2 separate regions of the Homo sapiens genome follow, and region 2 is linked to region 1. Evidence: chromatin contacts called from ENCODE Hi-C or POLR2A ChIA-PET data. All regions are on one chromosome and are shown on one strand. The core of a region is the stretch at or near the end of the contact, and the rest is flanking DNA. Distances in the headings are between cores, read along the strand shown.

Region 1 (5,052 bases), core at 14-2,513:
AAAGTGACTTACTCAAATTGTTTGGCTAAATAGTGGCCTTTTTAGAGCAAGAAGCGGGTGTCCTAACTTTCCTACCCCATGACTGAGAGACATAAGGGGAAAGTACTTGAGCTGCTGAGTCAGGCAAACCTGGGTTCTCATTTTGCCTCCCTCTCACATTGGTAGCATGGCCATGGGCCTCAGTTTCCTCACTTTGAAATTGCCTGTGATGGTTTCCATCTGGCTGGCATCTGCATGGGTGAAAATGTCTACACATAGTAGGCAGTAAAAAATGTGAGCTCTTAGGAATCATTGTTTTATTTCTTTTAAAAATACTTCATTTATAAGAAAACATATTTCTGAGATCTTTTCAGCATCAGAAAATGGTGCCCGATTGCTCTTGGTGAGAACAACTTTGGAGGGAGAACAGGCCAGTAGGCCTCTTTGATGGAGATTCAGCCTAGAATGAGCTAGAAATAGAAATTAGTCCCACCTACAGGACATAAAGCTCATGGATGTAATGCCTTTTCCTTTTCCCAGTTGTCCCTCCATATAAGGGAGTTTGGGTTGATTAACTCAGCAGTTAGTAACACAGCCCTTATCTTACTCACACTCAGAAGAGGATGTGGAGTAGTGGAGGAGGTCACCAGGCCAACAGGCCCAACTTGCTTCCTACATGATAGGAACATCAATGGTCATAAACCATTTGATGAGATAGGAGAAGCCAAGGGCTGAGGGAGGAGATGGCATTCGGGGCAGGTGTGTGGAGTGATGCATGTAGAGACCAACGCAACAGTGCTAGCGTGACCCGAAAGGAAAGAGCAATGATTTTAAGGGAAAGGCTGAGGGTGATGGCTGGAGAAGAAGAGCAGAAAGGGAGTCCAGCTTAACACTCTTGTGTTGTGGGTGGCTTTTATTGAGGGAGGAGCAGCAGAGTTCTTCCGCAGCTCCACCAAGGGTCATGGTTTTCCATTATGCTTCCCATTCTCTCACACACACATATGCTTCATCCACCTTCTTTATAGTATTATGAATCTGTCCATTATCTGGAACCCCGGGTGGCAGTAGAATATTGTCCCACTGTCTCCTGGAGCCCAACTCGAGGAATGTCCTGGCTGATTGATCAAGGGAAGGACCTTATCTTTAAATAGAACCCCAAAGCTGAGTGCAATAATTCCCCACATAAGCCGTATGAAACAAATACTTCGTGTGAATAACACTGGCCTGACTCCAGCAATAACACAGCTGTTGAAACAGCTTAGTCACCAGGGCGATGGAGGTATGCAGTGAGGGAATGTTGGGGTGCCGTGATCTGACATTTAGCTGGCTGGCAGCAGCGCTGAGAGCCAACATGGAGCTGCGGGAGAGCTGCAGAGAGAATCTGCTACCCGTCCACAGGCATTATTCCCTTGTTTCTTTTGAAGCCCAACCGTAATCCCTTCCCTGGGCAAGGCAGACTGAGGAGGAAAACAGAAAACATTTTAGGACTGAAGGGAGGGAAAGAAATGGTTTGCTTCTTTTAGACACCTGGTTTCTGCCCCTTAATGATGCATGTTTATTTCCTGGATAACTTTTTTTTAAATGCCCCAGGCTAGGCAGAGTATAATTTAGATATGGCAAAGGGGGAAAAAACTCATTTATTTATCTTGCCTAGAAAAACGTCATGACTCTTCTTAGCTTACTTGTGTCCAGGGGATGTATGAAGAAGTCAGCAGGGAAAGTCCTGGCCCTGCTGCCTAATATTGCCTGAATCTCTGTAGCGGTTCATCTGCCAGAGCTCTTGTCTGAAGGACTCTGGGTAGATCTGGGCAAAATACTTAGCTGGTTTCGTCAGGATTTTGGGAGGACTAATAAACTGCCATGGAGCGACCCCATCCCTCTGCCAGCTCTTTGAAGAACTGACCTGTGTGTTTTTTCTTTATCCTGGACTCCCTCTGCACTGTTTGTTTTGGAAGTTGTTAAGTTAAATTAGCCATCCCTTTCCTTTCCTGGTTACTGTATGACAATGCAGCTGTCAGTCTGTGAACTCTGCCATCATCTATTTTTAGACACAGTGTGAATGAAGCTGTCTTCTCTAATTGCATTCAGAGAGAGAGAGAGAGAGAGAGGGGCACGCAGGTAGATTTTCACAACGATCAAATCAGCTATTCTAAATGCTCTGTGTACTGACAGTGTCCTGGAGAGAAAGCAAAGAAACCCACTGTGTGTTTTCCTCACTTGCTTTCAGGTTTGTTTTCTTTCCACATTGATGTTGATTATGGTCAAATAGGAAAGTGCTGTTGCCACATTTGCTTTCCAGTGTTTTAACACTTGCTAACTTAGATGGTTCTGAGTTCTCTAGCTTTGTTAGCGAAAGATTGGTTCATCATTGGGTTCAGATTCTTTGGTAAACAAATTCCTTAGAAAATATCCTCCTGGCAGTATTTTCCACAAGGTTAAATCGTCTTAAGCACACTGAGAACTGTGTTAGCAGTGGGCCTCAGTTTCCTTAGGATGTCTCTTTGTCTACCTGGCCCCCCATCCCAGTCCGTCTTCCGCACAGCTGCCAGAATCTCCTCCTTTGCTTTAACATCCTCTAAGCAAAATGCTGCAGCACTCAGGGCAAGCTTCTTCCCTTTGTCATTAGACCCTTCCTGTTCTCTAGCCTTCCCTGTTCCCTCCAGTCCCTCTCACATTCCCTGCCATATTGAATTAGTTGCTTTCCCTGCTATTTTGTGCTTATGTGACTTTTTATACATGGGGCTTCCTCTGCCTGTAATGCCTTTTCCTATCTCGCTGCCTAGTGAACTCCTATTCTGCAATTCATTGGTAAATATCACCTCTTCTCAGTAGGGTGAGCCAGAAGATTGTGTCTTCTGTGCTACAATTCTTGACCTTCTACTCAGAACTCTTGATCTTTTTGTGCTGACTGTATACTTCATATATACTTCTAATGCAGTACAAACTACATGGAATTATACTTATTTATATACCTGCCTTCACCACTTTACTGTAAACAATTTGAGGGCAATGACTTTGCCTTATATGCCTTTTTATCCCTACTCTTTTTTTTATAGAAGAAGTTTAATTGTTTCACTCTTTATAGACATATATAAACATACATTTTTATGTTTATATACATGTATATAGTTCCAAATCCTATTTCTATATAAGATTTGTATTTATTTATATACAGCATTTGGAACTTCTCTGAGTATTTTTTTTTTTTAATTATACTTTAAGTTCTGGGATACATGTGCAGAATGTGCAGGTTTGTTACATAGGTATACATGTGCCATGGTGGTTTGCTGTACCCATCAACCCGTCATCTACATTAGGTATTTCTCCTAATACTATCCCTCCCCCATCCCCCCACCCCTCAACAGGCCCAGGTGTGATGTTCCCCTCCCTGTGTCCATGTGTTCTCATTGTTCAACTCCCACTTATGAGTGAGAACATGTGGTGTTTGGTTTTCTGTTCCTGTGTTAGTTTGCTGAGAATGATGGTTTCCAGCTTCATCCATGTCCCTACAAAGGACATGAACTCATCCTTTGTTATGGCTGCATAGTATTCCATGGTGTATATGTGGCACATTTTCTTTATCCAGTCTATCATTGCTGGGCATTTGAGTTGGTTCCAAGTCTTTGCTATTGTGAATAGTGCCACAATAAACATACGTGTGCATGTGTCTTTATAGTAGAATGATTTATAATCCTTTGGGTATATACCCAGTAATGGGATTACTAGTTCAAATGGTATTTCTGGTTCTAGATCCTTGAGGAATCGCCACACTGTCTTCCACAATGGTTGAACTAATTTACACTCTTACCAACAGTGTAAAAGTGTTCCTATTTCTCCACATCCTCTCCAGCATCTGTTGTCTCCTGACTTTTCAATGATCGCCATTCTAACTGGCATGAGATGGTATCTCATTGTGGTTTTGATTTGCATTTCTCTGATGACCAGTGATGATGAGCTTTTTTTCACGTTTGTTGGCTGCATTAGAATCTTCTTTTGCGAAGTGGCTGTTCATATCCTTCACCCACTTTTTGATGGGGTTTTTTGTTTTTTTTTCTTGTAAATTTAAATTCCTTGTAGATTCTGGATATTAGCCCTTTGCCAGATGGATAGACTGCAAAAATTTTCTCCCATTCTGTAGTTGCCTATTTACTCTGATGATAGTTTCTTTTGCTGTGCAGAAGCTGTTTAGTTTAATTAGATCCCATTTGTCAATTTTGGCTTTTGTTGCCATTGCTTTTGGTGTTTTAGTCATGAAGTCTTTGCCCATGCCTATGTCCTGAATGGTATTGCCTAGGTTGTCTTCTAGGGTTTTTATGGTTTTAGGCTTTACATCCAATCTTGTGCGAGGACACCAGTAGGTGCTCAAAAATATTTGGTGGAAACAAAAATAGAGTTGGATGGTCCATCTAGCACAGGGATTTCAGGGGTGTGTGTGCAGGGGTTTGGGGGGAGTAGAAGTAAAAAGGCAGGTGATGGAGAAAGAAAGTATGAATGTCACCAAAATATAGAGCAAACCACTTGTTTGATGGTAGAGTGACAGGAAATTTAGGTTTGTAAGAGTTATTTGGAGAAAGAAGGATGATAATCATTAATTTGGTAAATATTCAATGAATATCTATTGTGCAAAGACATGAGTGATATAACTGTGAACAAGACTGAGTCAGTCCCTGGCTTTTAGGAACCCAGCCTAAATAGGAGATGGGTAGGGAGAGAGATGGGGATAAGTAGTCAGGAGAAGCAACATGGAGAATAAGTGTCATAAGTGTCATATTGCTGGGTGAACAAGGTACTGTGGGAGCAAGGGGGGGGTGCCATATTGAGTTTGGGTGAGTAAAAGAAGGCAAGAGTAAATCTGGGGGGAATTCCAGAAGATGAGTAGGAGTCTGGCACGAGCGGGGATGCCAAGCACTGTCTGCAGCCCAGATAAAGAAGCCTTTTGTAATTTACCCTCTCAAAGGAGGCATCTCTTCATAAAATTTGGTGTGATTATGGGGACCCTGAGTACAGCAGGTGTAGATAACCTTGAGTACTAGCCTTGAAATAGCAGCCAGCGGCCGAGCGCGGTGGCTCACA
Region 2 (5,620 bases), core at 605-3,104, 40 kb before region 1:
TTCCCCGGGTGGAATCTGGGTCTTTAGAACCCCAGGGTAAATCTTAAAGAAGGAACCAGGGAGTGCCTAGGAGATGAGGGTGAAACTAATTTACTGGGTTTAGTTAGTGAATGATGCTATTGTTGCCCACTTTATTAATTCTTTTGTATAGTGCCTTTCTACTTATTTAAGCCATGCTAATAAACATGCATTGAAAGGTTATTTTTAGTGTCAGTATGATAACCCATAGTATGGATAAAATTAAATTGCTCAATCTATTGTTGGACATTTAGAATAATTCCAGTTTAAGGCTATTATAAACAATACTGGAGAAATCTTCTTTGTATTTAAATTCTTATGTACATCCTTTATTATTTCCTTAGTAAATTCACTTTTGTGAATTTATCTTAGGTAAAATGAAATGCACATTTTTAAGGATTTTGATGGTCAGTGATAATCATCATATCACCCATTAGCCAAATCTGGGAATGTCTATCTCTTTGCATGTTAGCCAGTACTGGTGATTACTTTTGTTTAAAAAATGTTTCCCAATGTGCTGATAATATCTTATTCTTTTAATTTACATTTCGTTGATTGATAGTAATGGTAAACCTCTTTTCATGTGCCTACTGGCTACATATATTTTTATATGACTTGCGTGGTTGTTCCTTTCTTTTAATATACTATTTTCAAAGTTGGATCATCCCAGTAATACAACTTCTTGGAGATTAGGAAAAGAAGGAAGATTTATTGGAGAGGATGATTGGTGTTTTTTGGCTGCCTAGTGTTTCGCCTATTTGTTTTGGCAGCAGGATCTGCCTGAATCTCCTTTGTGGAGCATTTTTTTCCCCACTCTCAGTCCATGTGCCTTAAGAGAATCTTCACTTCTGATTCCAGTGATGGACATGTGACCAAGCCAAGCACTAGCCACGGTGGATTTATGCCTCAAGTTAGTCTAATTAGAGTGAATTCTGAGACTTGTGTGGAGGCTACCAGGAAGAGATGTCCTCTCTTTTTCTTACTGAATTTCAACTCACAGAATATAAGCCTGGAATTGTTGGAGTCTTTCCAATGAAGCCTGAGAATGAAGCTAATAAAATACAGGGTGGAATTCAATGACTGTAGAGAAGTGAGATCTGTTGACATAATCTGATTTCTCAAAACAACCACTAGAAGACTGCTTTATCTCTAGATATTTTTCAGTATCATCTTACTAATTTAGTTTTTGCTTAAGTATCTTTGAGCAGGCTTTCCTGTCTCTTACAACCAAAAGAAACTGATACACTTGTTATGCCTTCTTCAGTTTAAAAATAAGTTGGTGGAACCAGATGTGGTGGCTCACACCTGTGGTCCCAGCACTTTGGGAGGCCTGAGGTCAGGAGTTTGAGACTAGCCTGGCTAACATGGTGAAACCCCATCTCTATTAAAAAATACAAAAATTAGCCGAATGTGGTTTCACCTGCCTGTAGTCCCAGCTACTTGGGAGGCTGAGGCAGGAGAATCACTTGAAACTGGGAGGCAGAGGTTGCAGTGAGCCAAGATCACAACACTGCACTCCAGCCTGGGTGACAGTGCGAGACTCCATCTCAAAAAAAAAAAAGGAGTAAGTTGGTGGAGGCCACTGCTGCATTGCAGAGTGTATTTGGACAGTTAGCTTATTTTGATGAAATAAGTCCTCTGTAACAATTAAAGAATAAAATAAGTTATGGAACCAACCTCTGTTAGGCAGCTCCTCTAACTAGAGCAGTATTGGAAATGGGGTGTGTGTGTGTGTGTGTGTGTGTGTGTTCAGAGATCACTGTTGAGCACCAAGTTGCTGGTGAAGATCATTAGTGACAATTCCTGGAACTTGGCCAGGCTGCTGGCTTTGAAGCAAAGCTCATTGCAACACGGGTTCCTGCTGGGCTGGATGTCTGTGTGAAATGGATGGCAACAGGATGTCCCAGCAGCTGAAATGAAGATCCTGAAGGCAGAAGAGAAGCTTTAATGACTGCCCAAGCCGAGCAGTAGTGCTGGGGATGGTTGGGAAATTCAGTAGATGTTATGATGACTCGAGGTTTCTTTGGGACATCTAGAAGGCTGTGAGGCCGAGGAAGCAATGAGCAGCACACGTTGCTACAAGTTCTGAACTAGGTTAGCCATGGGCTACAGAAGGAGTAAACACATGGATTTTGCCCTCCAGCAACTTAAATTTGGGAAGACAAGATCCATAAAATAAGACAGTTTGTTGTTAAGGGCTAAGGGATCTAGGCATTTTTTAGATCAGATAATTTTTTTTTTTGATACATGGGGGTTTGGTATGGGCCTTTAAAGTATGGGACAGCCATCTGAAATACAACTTGATGTGCATAATCCAAGGCAAGATTCATCTCACTCAAGGTGCCAAATTAATAATGAACTTAATACAGAAAGCCATGAGCAGAGTATCAAGAGTTCTGGCTCTAGCCCCATTTATCTCTTTGGTATATCATTGAATCCCTCATGCTTCCTCGTCTTTCCTTTTTTTTTTTTTTTTTTTTGGAATGAAGTTTCGCTCTTGTTGCCCAGTCTGGAGAGCAATGGCGCAATCTCAGCTCACTGCAACCTCTGCGTCCCGGGTTCAAGTGATTCTCCTGCCTCAGCCTCCTGAGTAGCTGGGATTACAGGCGCCTACCACCATGCCTGGCTAATTTTTGTATATTTAGTAGAGACGGGGTTTCACCATGTTGACCAGGCTGGTCTTGAACTTCTGACCTCAGGTGATCCACCTGCCTCGGCCTCCCAAAGTGCTGGGATTACAGACATGAGCCACCACGCCCGGCTTTACTTCCTCTTGTCTTTCTAAATGGACCTGGTAATGCTTTCCCTTGGCAAATAAAAACAGAGGCATGTCTTTCCTCAAAGCCAAGTATGGTTGGGCTTTTCCACCCATTTCTTTTCTTCCTTATTAAAGGCACTAAAATAAATCTTCAGACATGTTAGGTTACCTATCATTAGAAATTTATTTTAGATGATCATTAAGGTATATCTTAGCGCTTAGCTAAATTCTGAAGAATACAAAGAGGCACGAGAGATGATAATCTGTTCATCTGTGGTGTTATTGAAATAAAGCACTGGATGTTAAATTAGTGAGTTGAGATCTCAGTATGGGAATCTACCACTTGCCAGCTATGAGACCTAGTCTTGCTTTTACTGTCTCATCTGTAACCTACTATAGATCTGAAAGCTTAAATAAGATAATTATATGAAGGCATTTATCTTTTGGATTATACCAAAAACAGATAAGGTGGAACTATTTAGCTGAGTAGACAGGCAATGACATATATAAAAACATCATTAATAAAATAGAGCAGTGTAAGATGAAAATATTAGGTAATATTATTTGAGTACTTAGTATGTACCAGGCAATGTATTAAGTATTTTATGTGCATTATGTCAACTCCCGATCTGGTAGTGTTGGAACTAAAATCTTCATCTAACTTGCTATTTTTATGTTTAAAGGTCTAGAGAAATTGAAGGATCCTTAAAGCACTGATTTGGACCTCCTTAACTTGTTAATTGTATTTTCTTTTAAAACCCTTTGTTCTAAAAGTAATGGAATTTGGGGGATAAAACCTGGAGGTGGCTGTGAATTGACCAGAAGGTTTACAAGTACCCATAAGGGCTGGCATTGTGTTAGACATTGTGGGCAAATTCATTCAGCTCTGGGACTCCATCTGTATTTCCCTTCGTGAACTCTTTTGCTGAATGTCCCATCATCCTTTGTCGAGATGAGGTCCTGTTCATCCTGTCTGCTTTCACAACATAAATGTTTTAGGAACTCTCCACAGACTGGCTGGATTGTCTGTTTGGGCTGTGAACAGATTGTGTGGGTGATGAGACAAGTAGGAAAAGACTCAGCGATCAAAAAAGGGGGAAGGAAAGCTCTTTCTCTTTCTCTTAGAATGGAGCTCGGATACAAAGGGTACTTCGTTAATCATGCCTCCTTTGTAATCAGAATGGGGGAGGTATTTTTTTAAACCACCACTATTTTGTCCTCTGTCTCATCCAAGTTAAGCCAACTGTGCAATGGCTAATCGAGGGGTTAAAAATTTCCCAGATGCAGCCAGGCAGAATCAACTTCACTAGATAAAGGAATCATTTGATGGTGATTTGAAAGCTGTCAGGTGTAGCACCAGGCTTCTTGCAGACATGGCACTGGCCTGGTAGGATACCCATGTCCAAGATCCACATGGTGGCAGATTTGTGATTAGATGATGAAAATCTCATGAGTGGTGAGAAATGGGGAAGAGATCTGTAAGACTTAGGGGTTTTGGTGAGTTTAGAGGATTCAGTCACTTTGCACTATGTCCCTAGAACAATCACTGAATGGAAAATCCAAGCATCTCAATTTACTGAACGACCTTGGGCAACTTGTTTAAACTTTCTGTAGTTGCTTTCTTAGAAATCAAAGAAGGGTAATAATCTTTGGTGCCCACTTAATGGGTGTTGTATAAAATAATGAGATTGTAAATGCTTTGAGTGCCCTGGAGATGAGGCGATAGGGAAAATTCTCTTAGGTGTTCTTCATGCTGAATATGGAAAGATGAATAAGATTTTGTTGTTTTTTAAGAAAAACCTGTTGTTTTTTAAGAAAAACCTGTCATTTTTTTAGCACCTCTTTTTTTTTTTTTTCTTTTACAAAGGAGGCTGTGTGCCTCAGTAGAGGTTGACTTTGTAACAGTTTTACTTTCCTGGACAGGTCTGCAAATTTACAATGTAGTCGGTTTTCCAAGAGGAATGTTTGGGTTTAGACCTGTCCTCTCCATTCACTAAATCTAGTGGTGAGATGTTTTTAATGAATTGTTGGTGTACAGCAAATAAAGAGCAATGAAACAAAAGACAGTGTTTAGAAAAGGACTAATCAACTGTTACTCTAACTGTCCCCTAGCTGGATGGTTGCCTATTTTCTTTTTAAAATTAAATGCAGTCTTTAGGCCAAAGCAGTGGGAGGTGGCGGTACATTCCAAGAAAGAGGCATCAGAGTGTCTGAGGGTTGGAAGACAGCAGAAAGCTGCTTGATTCTTGGTGGGTTTTTTTCTGTTTGTTTTGTTTTTGGTTTTGCCCTTACTGCCTTACCCCTTGATCATCTATTCAGAACAGAGGGGAAAAATCCTCCACAAGGTTTCTCCTCCCCTTGGTTTGTGTCACCTAAACAACATTTTCTTCCCAGGTGAGATTGTAGTTTACCTCTCCTCTTGTAGTGATGAGCGGCTGGGGCTTTCCGCCCAGTGGACCTTCCATTTGTCTGTTTTCAACAGGGAACCCCAATTTACTAATTCTCTGGAGAAACAGAGATTTTGCTTGGGGAGGGGGCCTGAGAATTTGTTTAGCCCAGTCTCACCCACACTGGGTCTCCCAAGAGAGATGACCTTCCTGTTAGGATCTTTCTATTTTAGCGACCTATTGCTCTCTAGACAGCTTGTTTAGTTTTTCAATCCAGTTGGAACATTACGATGGTTAAATGTTCTTTCTTATCATTCAGTGGAAAACTGGCTTCCATGACTGCATTGTAATTTCCACTCATGAATGCTGGATTTTCCATTTAGAATAATCTTGAATGTATGCTTCACTTCAGTTACACAGTAGCCTTTCAAATAACTAAAGATGACTATCATTTCTC

What was found. A loop is a pair of places that touch in the nucleus more often than their neighbours do. ChIA-PET counts read pairs that join two places held with the same protein, here RNA polymerase II (POLR2A). Pooled maps may share reads with other maps.
Region 2: a map of sigmoid colon shows a loop between it and region 1 (2.1-fold over the local background). The contact joins two enhancer-like sites. A Hi-C loop is called at or near these places in 12 of 168 maps with a recorded cell type or tissue (IMR-90, aorta, endometrial microvascular endothelial cells and 8 more) and 6 of 50 pooled maps. POLR2A ChIA-PET finds 5 or more read pairs at or near these places in 8 of 52 experiments (AG04450, BJ, HCT116 and 5 more).

What each region holds. Positions count from the first base shown.
Region 1 is chr1:68,170,447-68,175,498 of GRCh38, reverse strand. The region is part of intron 2 of WLS (Wnt ligand secretion mediator); the gene reads left to right. All of the region lies in intron 9 of GNG12-AS1 (GNG12, DIRAS3 and WLS antisense RNA 1), which reads right to left. Among named protein-coding and RNA genes, the nearest start is that of MIR1262, 11 kb to the left of the region's middle. Within about 2 kb of position 1,263, at least 25 of the 41 ENCODE cell types and tissues checked have a DNase peak (open chromatin) inside an H3K27ac peak, as active enhancers do; they include heart right ventricle and sigmoid colon, where a contact is called at or near this core.
Region 2 is chr1:68,210,330-68,215,949 of GRCh38, reverse strand. All of the region lies in intron 1 of WLS (Wnt ligand secretion mediator), which reads left to right. Among named protein-coding and RNA genes, the nearest start is that of WLS, 19 kb to the left of the region's middle. Within about 2 kb of position 1,854, at least 13 of the 41 ENCODE cell types and tissues checked have a DNase peak (open chromatin) inside an H3K27ac peak, as active enhancers do; they include heart right ventricle and sigmoid colon, where a contact is called at or near this core.